Linked DNA regions of Homo sapiens: region 2 is linked to region 1. The links are chromatin loops, found by intact Hi-C in ENCODE. Cell type or tissue: mammary epithelial cell. All regions are shown on one strand.

Evidence for each region. A loop is a pair of places that touch in the nucleus more often than their neighbours do. Peaks named below come from ENCODE experiments on the same cell type or tissue, not always from the same donor. Only the 100,000 strongest peaks of a DNase experiment are listed, where the experiment ranks them.
Region 2: a loop joins it to region 1, with 5 times the contacts of the local background. A loop is called at or near these places in 5 of 110 quality-filtered maps.

Annotation. Positions count from the first base shown.
Region 1 is chr3:158,668,168-158,676,167 of GRCh38, forward strand. All of the region lies in intron 13 of GFM1 (G elongation factor mitochondrial 1), which reads left to right. It overlaps LXN (latexin), which reads right to left and starts at 4,481. Exons shown (of 6, transcript NM_020169.4): 1 at 4,183-4,481; 2 at 2,790-2,852; 3 at 1,266-1,443; 4 at 829-965. The coding sequence starts at 4,311. RefSeq lists enhancers at 3,698-4,290, 3,805-3,864, 4,291-4,883, 4,305-4,354, 4,665-4,854. In mammary epithelial cell, a CTCF peak has its summit at 4,608 (motif pointing right); a DNase peak (open chromatin) is centred at 4,534; H3K4me3 peaks cover 1,242 bases; H3K27ac peaks cover 602 bases.
Region 2 is chr3:159,249,324-159,257,323 of GRCh38, forward strand. IQCJ-SCHIP1 (IQCJ-SCHIP1 readthrough) reads left to right here. Exons shown (of 10, transcript NM_001414413.1): 3 at 3,404-3,484. It overlaps IQCJ (IQ motif containing J), which reads left to right. Exons shown (of 4, transcript NM_001042706.3): 3 at 3,404-3,484. Among named protein-coding and RNA genes, the nearest start is that of SCHIP1, 20 kb to the right of the region's middle. In mammary epithelial cell, a CTCF peak has its summit at 3,660 (motif pointing left); no DNase peak of the experiment used is centred here; H3K27me3 peaks cover 172 bases.

The DNA of each region.
Region 1 (8,000 bases):
TACCAAAATGCACGGATGCCCAAGTCTCTGACATAAAACAGTGTAGTATTTGCGTATAACCTATGCATACCTTCTCATATACTTTAAATCATCTCTAGATTACTTATAATACCAAATACAATCTAAATGTTATATAAATAGTTGTTATATTACTTAGGGAATCATGACGAGAAAAAAATCTGTGCATGTTCAGTACAGATGCTACCATCCATTTTTTTCCCCCAAATATTTTTGATTCTCGGTTGTTTGTATCCATAGATGCAGAACCCATGGAGAGGCCTGACTGTATATTGTACACCTGGGATTCTGTCTTGCTGCTACTAATAAAACTCTCTCAACCTTTTTGTTCTAGAAGAGGGTTTGAGGAAAGTATCATAGTTAAATCTGACTTGACTAACCCGAAAGATTAAGAGCTATGATTACCGTGATGCTTTTTGAAAGTGCAGTCTAGATACTGTGTATTAACAGGAAGTGTTTCACTGAAATCCTTGGCTTTGCCTTGCTTTTGTTATGCTTCCTAGTCTCTATGTTCCCAGAGCATGCAACTAACAAAGCACAGTTATTAGGCAAGTTTGAGGCAAAGGAGGCCTGTGGTTTGCATCTCTCAGCCAAATCAAACAACTTTTTAGACCAGTTACTGTTGCTTTGGACTCTTCCTACAATTCTTCACCTTCTCTAATCTTGATTGTACCTGACCTCCCCTTTGAAATCCCAGGTTTGCTATTAAATACAAAATGACTATAGGAATACTGTTAATCCAATTATGAATTACAATACTTTCGATAAATATTAACCCCATTAATAGTGTATTTTATAGAAACTACTTACCACTTGCTTGACAGTTTGAATTTTTACCATTTTATACCATGTGTCTTCAGTAGAATTTTGCCATATTATATAACCACAGGCAACCCAGGCTAAATGTAGAACGAGCGTCATTTCTGGAGATACATTTCCAAAATTGTCTGGTAGGAGACACATTTATATGATAATCATATATATAGTATTAACCTTTTAAAACAAAATCTAAATTCTAAATCATGTCTTAGTTTCCTTCGAATGTTGTGCAAAAAATAATTTAATTAAGCTATGGATCTATAAAATTTCTGAGGCCTCTTTTTTGTTGGATTGGATTAGAAATGAGTATTTTTGCAAAAGCCTGTAAGTTTCTAACATACTTAGCAACTAACAATTTTAAGCACAGATAATTGAGATTGATTTTAAGTTTGAATCAAACAAATGGTTTTCATGCCATATTTATATACCTGGAATATTTTGTGCTTCTAGCGGTTCCTTCATGGACTTAAGTCTTTGATAAAATGTGTTGTCTTCTTCATCTGGATTCTTTCCAGTTTCTCCTTCAAATGTGAAGTTGACTTCTGGTGCAGTTTCTTGTCCCGTTGAAGGGTAAAGTACTTCAGCTGTGCAGTTCACCTTAACTTGCTGTTTGAAATTTAGCAAAATATCCTTATATACAGAAGGCTATTCATTATTAATTATCATCTTTGAGATATGATTTAAAGCATAGGCTCCTAATGGTGTTGTTTTAGACTAGACTTCAAAGTGCTTGTTTTCAGAGGTATCTAATTGGGCCTGGCCTATTAAATTCTAGACTTATCATGTGAATACCCTAAAATAGATAACTTACTTTATAAATGATATGGTGTCATAATCTTATGAATTCTAGTCTTAAAACTTTCAGTATATTTCAGTATTAATGGGGTGTCCATTTGCAAGGCCAGATTTTAATCTGACTTTATATACCAACTCAAGACTGGTTACTTTTAAAGTTTTTCCATTACTCTTACTCTTTGCTCCTGAAATAACAAAGTTTTTGAAATGCAGATGCAGCAGTCTGTGTCTGGATATAAAATTAGAAGATTATGGCATTGGGTTATGCTTTGTAAAGATGGCTGTCTAGCAGCTCAGATGCCTTTTAATGAATCTCTTTATGAATTATGCTCAACAGAAAGGCAAGCTTTTTAAAATTTCAAGATGGCTGTGGTACAGATTGCAGTTCCTTTCTTTTAAGTTTGTCTCATTAATAATTTGACAGTTGTGTATAATCTTTAAAATTTCCCTTCCCCATTACTGAAAGATCTTCATCTGAATGGTGGTATCAGCTGGCATTCTATTGCTTCTGAATATCTAAGAGCACGTTCTTTCTCTAAAAACCCAGTGAAAAATAGAATGAGAAAAGCAGACGTTAAGAAGATGATTGATTGGGGAATAAATTACTTCACTCATTTATATTAGGCATAAGTTCAGACTGCCCTAAGAGTATGTAACTTCTTAAGAAATTCATTTGAACTGAAGTGTATAGTCTTTTTTTGTGTAGTTTGGTAGAAATAATTCATATACCTAGGAATACCCAAAGATAGTAAAGAACTGATCCTTGTAAACTTTGCCCATATGGTCAGTGTTTTTCAGAGGCAGGTATTTCACAACAACTTTTTAAAAAGAGGTAAAACTAATCAATCTTACAGATTTGATCAGCAAAGATGATCTGGAATATTTAGAATTAAATTTGTTTAATAAGAACATTTTGGCTGGGCTTGGTAGCTCATGCTTGTAATCCTAGCACTTTGGGAGGCAGAGGCAGGAGGATCACAAAAATTAGCCAGGTGTAGTGGCATGCACCTGTGGTCCCAGCTATTTGGGGAGGCTGAGGTGGGAAGATGGCCTGAGCCCGGGAAGTTGAGGCTGCAGTGAGCCATGTTCTGCCACTGCACTTCAGCCTGGGTGATAGAGTGAGACCCTGTCTCAAAGAAAAAAGAAATTTAACTTACTTTTTGTATAATTTCTTCAACAGCAAATTTAAGGTGATACTTATGTCCTCTTCCTGGAATATCCTAAAATTAAGAAAATGTAGTGGAGACAAGAAAATATTATAACAACATTATACTTGCATTGTTAGAAGTATGCATCTCATTTGGTTGGAGGGGCTGGCTGAAGGGGAATGGTGAAAGCCTTAGGTCTTGAAAAAGGCATGTCACCATGAATGTAACATCTAATTTAGCAAGTCCCCTATCAAGTTTATTTTGGATGAAAACAAAAGAGTAGGATAAAAGCATACAAATTGGGCACAATTCACTTTCAATCATCAAAAGACTTTATTTAACCCCTGGATCTGTGATCTTAAAGTCTCTACATAAGAAAGTTTGAAACAGCGTTTAATTCTAAAGATGACAATATCACCTTTGAAAAGATTTTTTCATAAAGCTCAGTGTACCCTCCAAATAATGTTCAATGAATGTGAATTTCATTTTGAGGCAGATTACTGCAAAGCAATTGGAGACTTAATACAATTAAGTATTGTTTTTACTTATACATTAGTGAAACTGCAAAATGATTAACAAATTATATAAGACTAAGAAATGGTATTTCACTTTTAAATCAAGATACAGATTGAAAATTTATACCTAATTCTGTTATCTGGTACAGTTTCAAAATAAGATCTACTGTGTCACCTCTAAAAGACTGTTAGCAGTTAAAATTCTGTCAGATAAATAAGGGATAATCTCAAATCCAGTAGATTTTCGTAAAATGAAAACAAACCTCGTTAGTGATTGCTGAGGCCTTAAACATTTAATTCAAGCCTTTAGCAGAGGGTGCACATCATTTAAGGCAGTCATGTGGTAGCGGTGTTTGGGTGGCTAAAGGCCAGCGTCAGCCCACAGTGCTTTTATTCTTTGACTTTGATTGTCAGTTTCTCTTGCTGTTTGTTTCCCCCTTCATTTTGGTCAAAGGGTCTGATAAGGATTTGTCTTAAAATGTAGGCAATAGAGTCTTGGAAGATGGGAGCTTTTGTTGGTCCAGATCAGAGTAGCAGATGAGAAACGTGGCAGCCTTAGTAGTCTTTTGAATGGTTTCTACAGTTTACACTTAAGGAAAGTGCTGCCCCTTACCTAGAGCGTGTTCCCGTTTTCTTGTAACTGTGTGCGTAAAAACTTTGTCTCTGCCTTAAGGTGAAAACAGTCCCGGGCTGTCTCCAGAGACTGGAGTATAGACATTCCCCCAGAAACCTTAATATCTCAAGACCAGATACCAGCAGTGTGTCCTAAAACAGAAGGTGGGTAGGGGGTGGCACGGAGTGTCTGCACCCAAAGGCTGAGACCGCGGGTGAGTGGAGGGAGCGCAATCCTGAAGCCTCTGCTGTCCACCACCCCCTGCTAAACTCACCTCCATGCTGGCTTGTTTGACCTTCTGCACCTCAAACACCCTGTGCGGGGTCCCCTGCTGGTAGTTGATGTAGTTCTGTGCCACCAAGGCCGCCCTGGAGGCTGGGTAGTTGGTCGGCGGGATTTCCATTCCGGATGAGCAGTGACTTCAGGGCTTGGGCTACTCTGGCTTAACGGGACCAGTAGCAGAGCGCCGCCCGTCCTGCTTGCTGCTGGGTCCGGTTGCCGAGGCGGAAAAGTCGCAAGCTCCTTCAGTCAGTCTTCTTCCTCAGCTCCTTCCGACTCCGGAAGCTGCTGTTTGGGCCCAGGCTCCCTGCATCCGAGAGCCCTGGGCTGACTGCTTCTGAGGCCCCGCCCCACTACTGCCTGCAGCGGGCTTCCTTACTCCGCCTGCTGGTTCCTACTGGAGGAGAGGCCAGCATGCTTGTCAGGCACCAGCAGGTGGAGGTGTGGGGAGGGAGTCAGTGGGCTAGGTTCGCTGGGATTGCATCTTTCGTTTCATTAACCTTTATAGAAGTGCAGGGTGGGGCTTTCGCTGATATAGGACATCTCTGAAGACTCTAGTTTCCTGTCCATGGGAAAAAAGTCTGGTTGCTTCGCTTGCATACTGGAGCACAACTTCCTTATACACCGCATGCAGCGTCCCTGGCAGGGCAAGGTACACAGTACTCCAGGTAGTGATTCGATTCCTTCATTTCCCTTCCCCTTATGAGAGTCCAGGAAGAGGCTTGCTCATCCTCAGCTTTTTGTGGGTTTGGACCAGTTCTGCCCAAATCAAAGTATGAGAATCTGCAAACTATAGTATTAAATTGGGAGATTATGTAATTTGGATCAGGAGAAATAAAAAAATGCACCTGTACCCCTCTCCTTTACTAATCTTAAAATGATAAGTTTTGATGTAACGCCATGCTTCCAACTTGAGTCATTTTGAATATTTTACTTCAAGGATTAAAATAAACTTAAAAACTGAACTTATACAAAGCACTCTCTCTGGTATGTGGTCTACCTCATTGCAATGGGCCTATAAACCTGACTTTGTAGAAGTACAGGTTTATCCTTGGTGGTCTTAGGTTAATTGGGCTAGGATAACTTGGAGATTCTACCAAAGTTTGGCCAAGGTCTTCGCTGCCTGGATTGAGACCTTTTTTTCTTTTCTTTTCTTTTTTTTTTTTTTTTTTTTGAGATGGAATTTCACTCTTGTTGCCTAGGCTGGAGTGCAATGGTGCTATCTCGGCTCACTGCAACGTCCGCCTCCTGGGTTCAAGCAGTTCTCCTGCCTCAGCCTCCAGAGTAGCTGGGATTACAGGTGCCCACCACAATGCCCGGCTAGTTTTTTGTATTTTTAGTAGAGACGGGTTTAGGCTAGGCTGGTCTCAAACTCCTGACCTCAGGTGATCCACCCACCTTAGCCTCCCAAAGTGCTGGGATTACAGGCATAAGCCACCATGCCTGGCCAGGACCTTTAACTTGGTAGTAATGCACACACCCAAGACTCTTGAGGTGTATCTCTTTCTGATTATGTAGATTCTGCAGTAAATCTGGATTCTGGACTTTGGCCTCAGTTTCATGCTTATTATTGTCTCCTGGGATTTGGGGGTTCTGATTGACTTTGCCTTTAAATACCATCTGTCTGCTTGCCCATCATCTTGTATCAAATGTCAATGAAACTTTTCTCAGTCTTGTCCGTGTATGAGAAATTTGCTTTGCGAGACACTGTCTTTCACACATGACCTTTTTTTTTTTTTTTTTGGAGACAGAGTTTCGCTCTGTTGCCTAGGCTGCAGTGCAGTGGCGTGATCTCGGCTCACTGCAACCTCCACCTCCCAGGTTCAAGCATTTCTCCTGCCTCAGCCTCCCTAGTATCTGGGACTACAGGTGCACTTCACCACACCTGGCTAATTTTTTTGTATTTTAGTAGAGATGGGGTTTCACCATGTTGAGTTCAGGCAATCCTCCCTCCTCTGCCTCCCAAAGTGTTAGGATTACAGGCATGAGCCACCGTGCCTGGCCTCTCCACGTTTCTTAGTTCAGCATTTGTTAAACCCTGACCCACCCATGGCAATATTTTTGCAAATACAGAATATCAGCCAATTTTCGATGGGGTTGTCAGATACGAACTTACACTGTCTCCTGGGATAAATTTACCAAAGAATTGGTGAAATTTGGGGAACTTTGACATGAAGAAGACTGTTCATTTGAGAGACACTTTAGAAGAACACCAGAAATAAAAAAATAAGACTTTCGGAGAACAGTATTTGTCTTATTTGTCTAAGAGCATTTTAAGTAGAAGACTGCCCATATTTTATTTCCATACTTCAAGGTTTTTTATTAATAACATGGCTTATATTTAAGCTTTTTCCTCTCTCCTTGAAAAGAAAAGATAATTAGCGTTTTACAGTGATAATTTCATATTTGTCTAAAACTGGCTGTAGCTCACCTTTTCCTGTTTCTCATTTTCTTTCATTAAAAATTTGAAAGATGATTCATGAGACTAAGTCATTCTGTCATTATATGTGCAGTCCAGGAATATCTAGTCCAAATAAACAGCCAAAAATGTCTAAGAAAAAAATCATTGTGCTTTAAAAAATGTGTAAAAATTAATGTGGTCAAATGAACTTAAATAGCCTTTATTATTATGTTTATAAGGAGCAAGTTTACGGCCGGGAGCAGTGGCTCACGCCTGTAATCCCAGCACTTTGGGAGGCCAACGCAGGTGGGTCACGAGGTCAAGAGTTCAAGACCAGCCTGGCCAATATGGTGAAACCCCGTCTCTACTTAAAATACAAAAATTAGCCGGGCGTGGCGGCGGGCGCCTGTAATCCCAGCTACTCGGGAGGCTGAGGCAGGGAACTGCTTGAACCCAGGAGGCGGAGGTTGCAGTGAGTGGAGATCATGCCACTGCACTCCAGCCTGGGTGACAGAGTGAGACTCCATCTCAAAAAAAAAAAAAAAAAAAAAAAAACAAGTTTTCAAGATAAAAGAGGAGCTCTTAAACATGATTTAATGATTTTTGAATATAAAGTTTATAAATTATATTTTTAAAAATGTATAAAATATTTCTGATTAATAGATGAATTTGGGTGAGCTGTAACAAAATAATATTTATTTAAAGTTGATTATATGTCTTCCAGGTTTTATTACATAATGATAAAATATTCCAAGTTCATATAAAACTGAATTTGATCTTTTCATGATCTAAACTTTCTAAATTTTATATATTGATCAAATGGGCCAAACAAGTTACTGATTCAATCAGTTGTATAAGATTACAAAATATAAAATGGTGTTTAAATAAAATTTTAATACAGATGTCTTTTAAAGGAGTTTTAATCTTATAAAATTATGCTTCTATTATAAAGACCAAATGTGTTAACTAAAATTATAATTTTTCAGATCTCCAGTTAACTTTCAGGCCCTTACATAATGTTCAATTAGTCCTGGGATAATTGGACAATTTCTGACTAATACATGATACAGAGCTTTGGTTACTAAAGAGAGTTTCAGTTTACCTTTATTCTTATACATTATAAAATGATTATGAATTAACACAATGTGCAGATACTTTGGTTGTTATATATGTGTTGTTTTGCCACCTTAAAATTATAGAAGTAATCTAAAATTTGTATTTATAAAAATTTAGCTAACCAGGTGCAGTGGCTCACACCTGTAATCCTAGCACTTTGTGAGGCTGAGGTGGGAAGATCGCTTGGGCCCAGGAGGTTGAGACTAGTCTGAGCAACATGGCGAAGCCCTGTCTGTAAACTACACAAATTAGCCAGATGTGATAGCATGTGCCTGTAGTTCCAGCTACTCGGGAGG
Region 2 (8,000 bases), 580 kb after region 1:
TACTCTTTCTGCTTTATTATCCAGAGGACTGAGAAAGCTAAAACTTTCTGGAAATGACCAGTTTGTTTTGTGTGCTTATTTTTTTTCAATCCCGATTGAGGAATTCCAGCAATGGGAATTAAATACTTCCTTCAAAGCACATGGGCCCATGGGGGTAACCTTTCCTTTCATGCTTGTCCAGGACAGAGAGAAAACAAGCAGTGACCACCAGCCCTAACAACTATACCCATTTGCCTGGAATTCTGGAGATTTTTTTGGTCTGTTTCAGGTCAGGACTACGTCCTTGAATGCTGTCAAATTTGATTGAAAAATTGGTGTACTTTGAGTGAGCAGATTAGGCATTTCGTTATAGCTGCAGCTGACTTAGGTGCTGATGTAAATCATCTCAGCTACTTGAAATAACCATAAGTTAAGTGATAGTGGTGTCAGAACAGTTGATTGGTTATTCCCCCTTGGAACATTACATTTATTCTGAATGCTCAACAGGGTTTTGTGGTAGACAGTTAGTGTGAAGGGGAGGGAAGCTGCAGCTCCATACTATCTGAGACCATTGGCAGAGCCAATCAAGTGCATTTGTGTACACACACACACACACACACACACGAGCTTAGCGAAGCTTGGCATGTGCCAATAAACAGAGAAGAGCAATTGGTAAGGCCATTAATTGGAAGGCTACTTATGACTCCGTTGTTTAGGAAAATCACTTATTAACTTAAGTAAGACCTTAGGCTGACTGCCATATTTTTGTAAATATTAAATCAGCCTGGGTTTCTGGTAAGAGATGTGTGATTGCAAGTCACACATTGTACTGAGGAGTAATCATTTTATTACCCACAGACAATTATTGATGGAATGAACTAAAGCTATCAGATTTAAACCAACAGGTATTGGTAGTTTATAGTTTGGTGAGGATATATAAATAATACCCCCAAATTAGCAAACGTGTTAATATTATGAAAGTTTTATTTTCTTTATGAAAACATTAGGTCTGTCTTTGTTGCATATCTACAGGCCCTACAATATATAACTTTATTGCTTAATTTGTAATTAATAAGTAACAAGAGTCTTAAAGTATCCTTGTCATAAGTCTGTATATATAATATATAGAATTATAAAAATAAGACTTTCTGTGTTAGTCCTTTCTCACACTGCTATGAAGAAATACCTGAGACTGGGCAATTTATAAAGAAAAGAGATTTAATTAACTCACATTTCCACATGGCTGGGGGCGCCTCAGGAAACTTGCAATCTCGGCAGAAGGCACCTCTTCACAGGGCAGCAGGAGAGAGAATGAGTGCCCAGCAATTGGGGGAAGCCCCTTATAAAACCATCAGATCTTGTGAGAACTCACTATCATGAGAACAGTGTGGGGGAAACTGCCCCCATTATTCAATTATTAGATTATCTCCACCTGGTCTCGTCCTTGACATGTGGGGATTATTACAATCCAAGGTGAGATTTGGGTGGGGAGAGAGCCAGATCATATCACTTTCTATGCCCACCTACCCAGGATTAGGTTCCTCCGTGATTCTCCTTTAATAATATCTGTCACACTTGCAAATACTTGTGTAATGTTCATGTTCTCCTAGATTGTGGGACCACAGGAACAGGGACCATGTCTAGTGTTTTCACCATTTTATCCTCCATGCTTTGCATCATTCCTGCCACACAAGAGACATTAAATATATGTGTAGAATGAGTGATTAACAATTAATTAGTAATGGACCCTGAATACCAATGGCACAGAGTAAACAAGAGTGCTTCCTTGCCCCTCAACAATCAGGCTGAGTAACCCCAAGCTATCTTGGGGTGCTGACACCACCTACTTGTCATGTAGGAATTTATGTGCTCTCCTATGTTTTCCCTACCGCCAGGACATTCCTTTCTAAAAAGAAAAAAATACATTTGTGATTCTAAGGGATCTCTCCAGCACAATTTTTTTCTTTTTTTCCCTTTTCTTTACTACCACCATATTCCTAGTCCTCATAACCTGGACTATTTGAATAGCTTTCTAACTAGTTTTATGTCACTCTCCTTGCTCACTCCCACCACAAATCATCCTTAAACCCTCCATTTATCATATTTCCCTGCTCCAAATGCATGGAGCTCCCTGCTGCAATAGATTATGATCTACAGTGTGAAAAGCTTTTCACACTGTAGATCATAATCTATTGATGGTTTGTTAAATAAATTTGGTGGGTCACCACTGACCTTTTAAAAAAAGTTTCAAATATAATTCAAAAATCAAAGTATATCACATGTAGTTGGGGGAGTAATGTTTCTTGAAATTTTTATTGCACACACACACACACACCCCTACCTTACCACATGCACAAGTACTGAATTGGGATGTTAAATATATTACCTATGAAAACTTCAGTCAGTGGGATTAAGTTTAATAATCCTGATATTAAAATACTCCAACCAGTGCCTTCTGGTGGAGAGAGCAGTGAGATGTGAGTTTTAATGGGGTTCCTCCTGTACAGTAAATTTAACATTATCTCTCCAAGCTTCAGATTTTTCAGCTGTACAGTGGGGAAAGTGACTTAGTTAATGGAAGTTACTGTGATAAATAAGATAATGCACATAAAATGCCTATGACAGTGTGTTATACACATTATGAGACCAGTAACTATTAGCTTTCTGCTTATCAAAGCCTATTTCCTTTTGTTCTCCTATTTTTTTCATCCACTTCGACCAAATTTCTCTTTATTTTCTAAAAATATCCTTTGAATGTTTTCACCTCTATTTGTTTTATTGTCTTCCTCATATGTTGCCCTTCACTCTCAACTTACCTACTTCCTATCCGTCCTTCAAAACTCATCCCAAGAGCTGCCTTCTCCATGAAGCCCTTCTTGATCGTTGTAGCACTAAGAGTGCTATAAGCTCACTGAAAGCAGTGATCATTTCTCTATAGCCCTCTGCCTTTCTACAGGTCAGAGATCCATGCTTTGTTCCCAGTGGAAGCCCTGAAACGGCTTACAAATGAAAGGAGGAAAGGTCCAGTGGCAGTGGTACTACTGGGGATGAGTAAGGTCTTCTCTACAACTTACTAGTTGGCCAGTATCATGGAATTTATAACCATATCCTTGTGTTTTTTCTCCCCCTGAAATTGTCCAATATGCTCCTTTTCTTTTCTCTTAAAGGAAATGATTTTCATACCATAGCTATGAATGTTAGTTGAGAACAGCAAAAGGACAACAGAAATAAAAGTCAAAGCCACATTTTTTTTTTCATGATATGGTTACTCATCCATCATCCATCAACAGGAACTTTAATAAATTAAAATAAACAAAATTGAATCTACATCTTATTTTACACATAAGTATAAATTAGCAGTATTATTGCTATAGATGTTAACCTTCTGGATTGGGAGATATTGAGACATTATTTCTGTTTCTAGTCACCAGCTGGCCATGGATGCAGAGAATAATATTGAAAAGTATCCCCTCAATCTACAGCCCTTGGAATCAAAGGTGAAAATGTAAGTTATTTCAAAGTATAAATTAAGCAATTAGTTCTAGTTTTATGAATTCCTGAATAAATCTGGAATTTTCGGGCACAACAGTTATGCATCTTTATTTTACATTCATGTGCTGCATATTATTTCCTCCCTCTTCTAAGCAGGAACACAGCTACTTTGGGTACACAGCACCATCTACTGGGTAGTACAGGGAATTATTTGCTTGCCATTATTTTCACCACTTTTTGGTTTTTCCATTTCTTGTCTAGTACAATCCTTTAACTTCCACTAGCATTTTCCTTTGCCTTTCGTCTTAGTAACTTGGTGGTTAATTCTATCTTTGAACAATTTGGTTATTTCCACCTCAAGCCATCTATGTATCACACACACACACACCCTTTTAAAAATCCTCTTCTTTCTATTTCAGCTTCTTTTCAATTATTTTGGGAAAATGTTTCTTCTCTTCTTTTTTTCTCACTTCTTATCCTTTTCTTCTTATTGTCTGTTAAGATACCCAAATGTAAGCCTCCTCCCCCATTATAAATGACTATTACCTTAAAATAGTGCTAACAACATCTCAATATTAACAAAATGAAACTAACAAGATCCAAATTGAGAAAGACTTTATTATAGAACAAAATATTAACCTTCTAAAACCATTTTAAGTAGAGAAGGGGCCTGTTATAATTACCTTGGAAGCAATTTCAAAAATATTTATGACCGTTTTCCGAGATCTTTTCCTGTTCTGATTTTCCTTCAGAAGCATATATGAGAAATGCCAGTGAGTGTATATTTAATCTCTCTCCCCACCCTCTCCCTCACAAACACACACACACACACACACACACACTCACACACTCAGTATAACACTCCGAGAAGCATGAGAATTTAAACGAGAATGTTAACATATCTGAGCTTGGCCAGAATCACTGATCTGTTTTTTAACGTGCAAGGAGGAATCTTTTAGAAAAGAAATCGCCCTAAAGAAGGGCACCTTGAGGTGTGTACAACGTTGAACAACACCAAGTTGTTGCTGGACTTAGGAACTAAAACAGAAATCACACAAATACATAATATCCTGCTGGATAAGAGCAAATACCAATACATACCCCTGTAAATCTATGTTAACCTTGGTCACCAGTAAAAAGCTTGCCTCTGCATGAGCATAGAAGGCTACCCCTCAAGATGAAGTCCAAACAAGACTTCTGAACCAGTGGGGTGCCCAGCTACAAAGTTCTGTGTCACACTTACTAAATACATAATGAATCAGGCTATCGAATCATTTTGTGTAAGCAGTGTGTCAGCCTCACTACACAGGACATTAGTTGGCAAACATAGGTTGCTTTATCATTAGGAATTTTCTCATTAAGATAAGGTCCTGTTAAATGAAAATGTGCTGGTGAAAGAAAAGTTGGTGTATGACAAATTAGAGTGTTTAATGTGAATGCTGAAATTAAGTTAGAAAAACTCCTGGGTCTTTTTCAGTTCCCATCACCTTCAATATGTAGGGGCTGTGGGGTAGGTACCAGGAGAAGGACTAGGCAGAGAAAAAAAATCTCTGTGCTTCAGATTCCAGCCAGCTCAGAGAGCCTGAGATTTTATATTTGTTGATTTGTTGGAGGAGTCTCAGCTCAATGAGGTGCAAACAGAATGGTTTTTATCTCTTCTAATAATTCTGAATCCCATTTCTGCTCACTGGAGAGAAAGGAAGGAGAGAAAACTTAATCTTGCCCAACAATAGAACTTGAGTCCCATTGGAGAGTTTAGTCTAGTTCAGTGACTTTTGTCTGATGTGGTTATTAAATTCTTAACTCTCATGGCAGGTTGAAAATCTCCTCTCTGCATACATGAGACCTTTTCTACAGCTGAGTATTCTGCTTCCTTCCTTTCCCTCTCCTCTTTCTATCTCCCCTTCTCTCCTCCTTCCTTCTCCCTTCCCTCCTTCTCCCTTCCTTTATCAGTGTTACCTCTCCCACCCCCATGTACTAAATACCAAGACTGCCCCAGGTTTCCTATGAATAGATGGCGGACACTTTCACTCTCAGCAGTTGTTTCCTTTAACAACTGTCCTATGTTTTGGGACTCTGAGGGAAGGGGCCATTGGGTCTCCTGTAATCCCCCCAATAGTATAGGCTGCACATCCTCAATGGGTTTGTGCCCCTTGCTCTGCGGGGGCTTTGCCCCATGATGCACCAAGCAGTGCCTTCCTCCAGCTGACCGTGGCATCTTCAACAGGGACAATCTTGGGATATTCTCATTCCTGCTTTCCAAGATAAGTTTTTTTAGTCCTGAAGAGCATTGGGTATAAAAAATGTGCCCTTGTCCCAGGTACCACGGTCACCCTGTATTATCACAGGCTTTCTCTTAGGGTCTTTTGACTTCTTTTGGTGGGGACCAACTGAGAGTCTATCTTCTCCTGGGGGTGGAGGGAAGTGAGGGTCAGTCCACCATAAAATCCCCTCTCCTGAAGGCTCTCCTTTCCCCTCCATGATGAGAAAAGAGTAAACAGTTCCCATACAGGGTGTCTGGCTAGTCTAGTGTCTGCAAGCCCTGAGGGGGATGGAGGTGCTGTGGCAAGGCAATCTCTGAATGTAAAAGAGAGGAAAGATGAGACCTGTTCTCAGGTGTGGACTGCCTTCACTGTCTACCTGTGGGAATCCCAGGATGGGGTCAGAATAGCAGGAAAGGGTCTCAGATGGTTCCTCGTACTCAGGACATCGTGAAAAGGAAAGAATTTATAAGAAAGTGTAAACCTGCGTGTGGCAATGCAAAGTATCAGTGGCAGGAGGCAGAGGCCTGTCAGAAAGTGTGGCTCAGTGAAAAAATGTGTGAGTGTCGGGGAGGGTGCCTGTATCAAAGTTGAAGGGAGTGTCACAAAGGGTCCATTACCTGGTTCATGAATGCAACTGTTAAGAGGTAATTTTGAGTATTAGACCAGAGGATCAAAAGAGTGCATCAAAAGGGCAAAAGCAATCAAGATCGTATGGCTATTAATGAAAAGGCATTTGGGGGAGGTAAAAGGCAAGTTCTCTGAAGATTAAACAAAGGCAAGCCTCTCAAATCAGAAAATTTGTGAAAGTAAAAGTAATAGTGAAAGCACCAAAAGGAAGGCTCTCTGAGCAACTCTAAGGCTAAAGATGAATGTGTTCCTAAGAGCCTTAAGGCTGGAACAAGCTTTGGGGGATGAAGGTGCACAGCAAAGGAATGCAGGCTTAGTGAGAAGGCCTCGCAGCACAGGCAGAGGTGGGCTCCCCCAGCCCCAACAGGCTGCTGCCCTCCACCTTGTAATTCACTCTTTTCATGTTGTAGCAAGATCTAAAACAGATCTTCCTAATACAAACCCTCATGTAAAAGTTGTTCATTAGCTATGTGCGATCCCCCAATCCCCTTCCATACATTTTTAACAATGTATTTACTTTGTGATGGAACAACATAGAGATGTATTGAATACAAATTGCTTTTTTGAAAGTCAGCTCAATAAATATGCTCAATCCCTCTCCTGATTTTTATTATTATATTTGATTTTGTAATGAAACAACATTTAGGTTCTATAAAGGAGAGAGAGGGGCAGAGAGAGAGAGAGAAAGACAGAGAGACAGAGAGAGATAGCATTCCCAAAAGAACTTTAAAGATGTTTAGTAAACCCTTATTAAATTGCATTTGAGAGTAATACATTTCTACTTTAGTCAAAAATTTAATTAAAAGAAGATATGAGAGAAGAGTGGTTGAGAGCACAGACTTTGAGTAACTTAGGTTCAAATCCCAGCTCTGCTTTTTACCTGCTGTGTGACCTTGGGAACACCAGTGGCCTCTCTGGGCCTCAGTTGCACTCCTCTGTAAAACGAGAATGCTAACATGTCTTATTAAATTGTAGTCAGCTTTCAATGAGAAAATTCAAGACTAGACATTTAGTCTACTGTATTTTTTCCATGCAAACATACCTTTTTCAAACATATTTTTATGTCCACTTGGGCTAATAAAATATTGCCAGGAGGGATCCTTAGATGATTTGCACAGGTGACTTCAAAGTATTTGAAAATGTTTGATATGTCCTTTCCTTAAGTAATTATAATAGTTTATCTAGGAGCTCTATTTGTCAAGTTTGGGCTAAGTAATTTACATACATTATCCTTGACTTCTTGCAGGGGTTACAAAGAAGTTATTCTTACTCCTATTTTATGGATAAGAAAGAGGGAGGCCAGTGTGTTTAGTATTTTGTCTAAAGCTACAGCTCATGAGAGGTAAACTAGGCAAGAACCTCTATGACTCTAAGCATACTTTATCATGAGATAAAACTTTTTCTTCTTTGAGCTATTTCTGGGATGCAATGTTAGAAGAATTACATTTGTTAATCACCTACTTGTCATATATCCCAGAACTGTGGAGTGGTCACTGCCCTCAAGGATTTTACATTCTAGTGGGGGAAGAGGACTTGTTTGAAAAGAAGCATTTGGATTAGCCTAATCTGATACTCTTCTTTTTGGATGTTTAATAGTATTGCAGGACCACTATTTTCTTTCTTAGACTCAGTAACCCT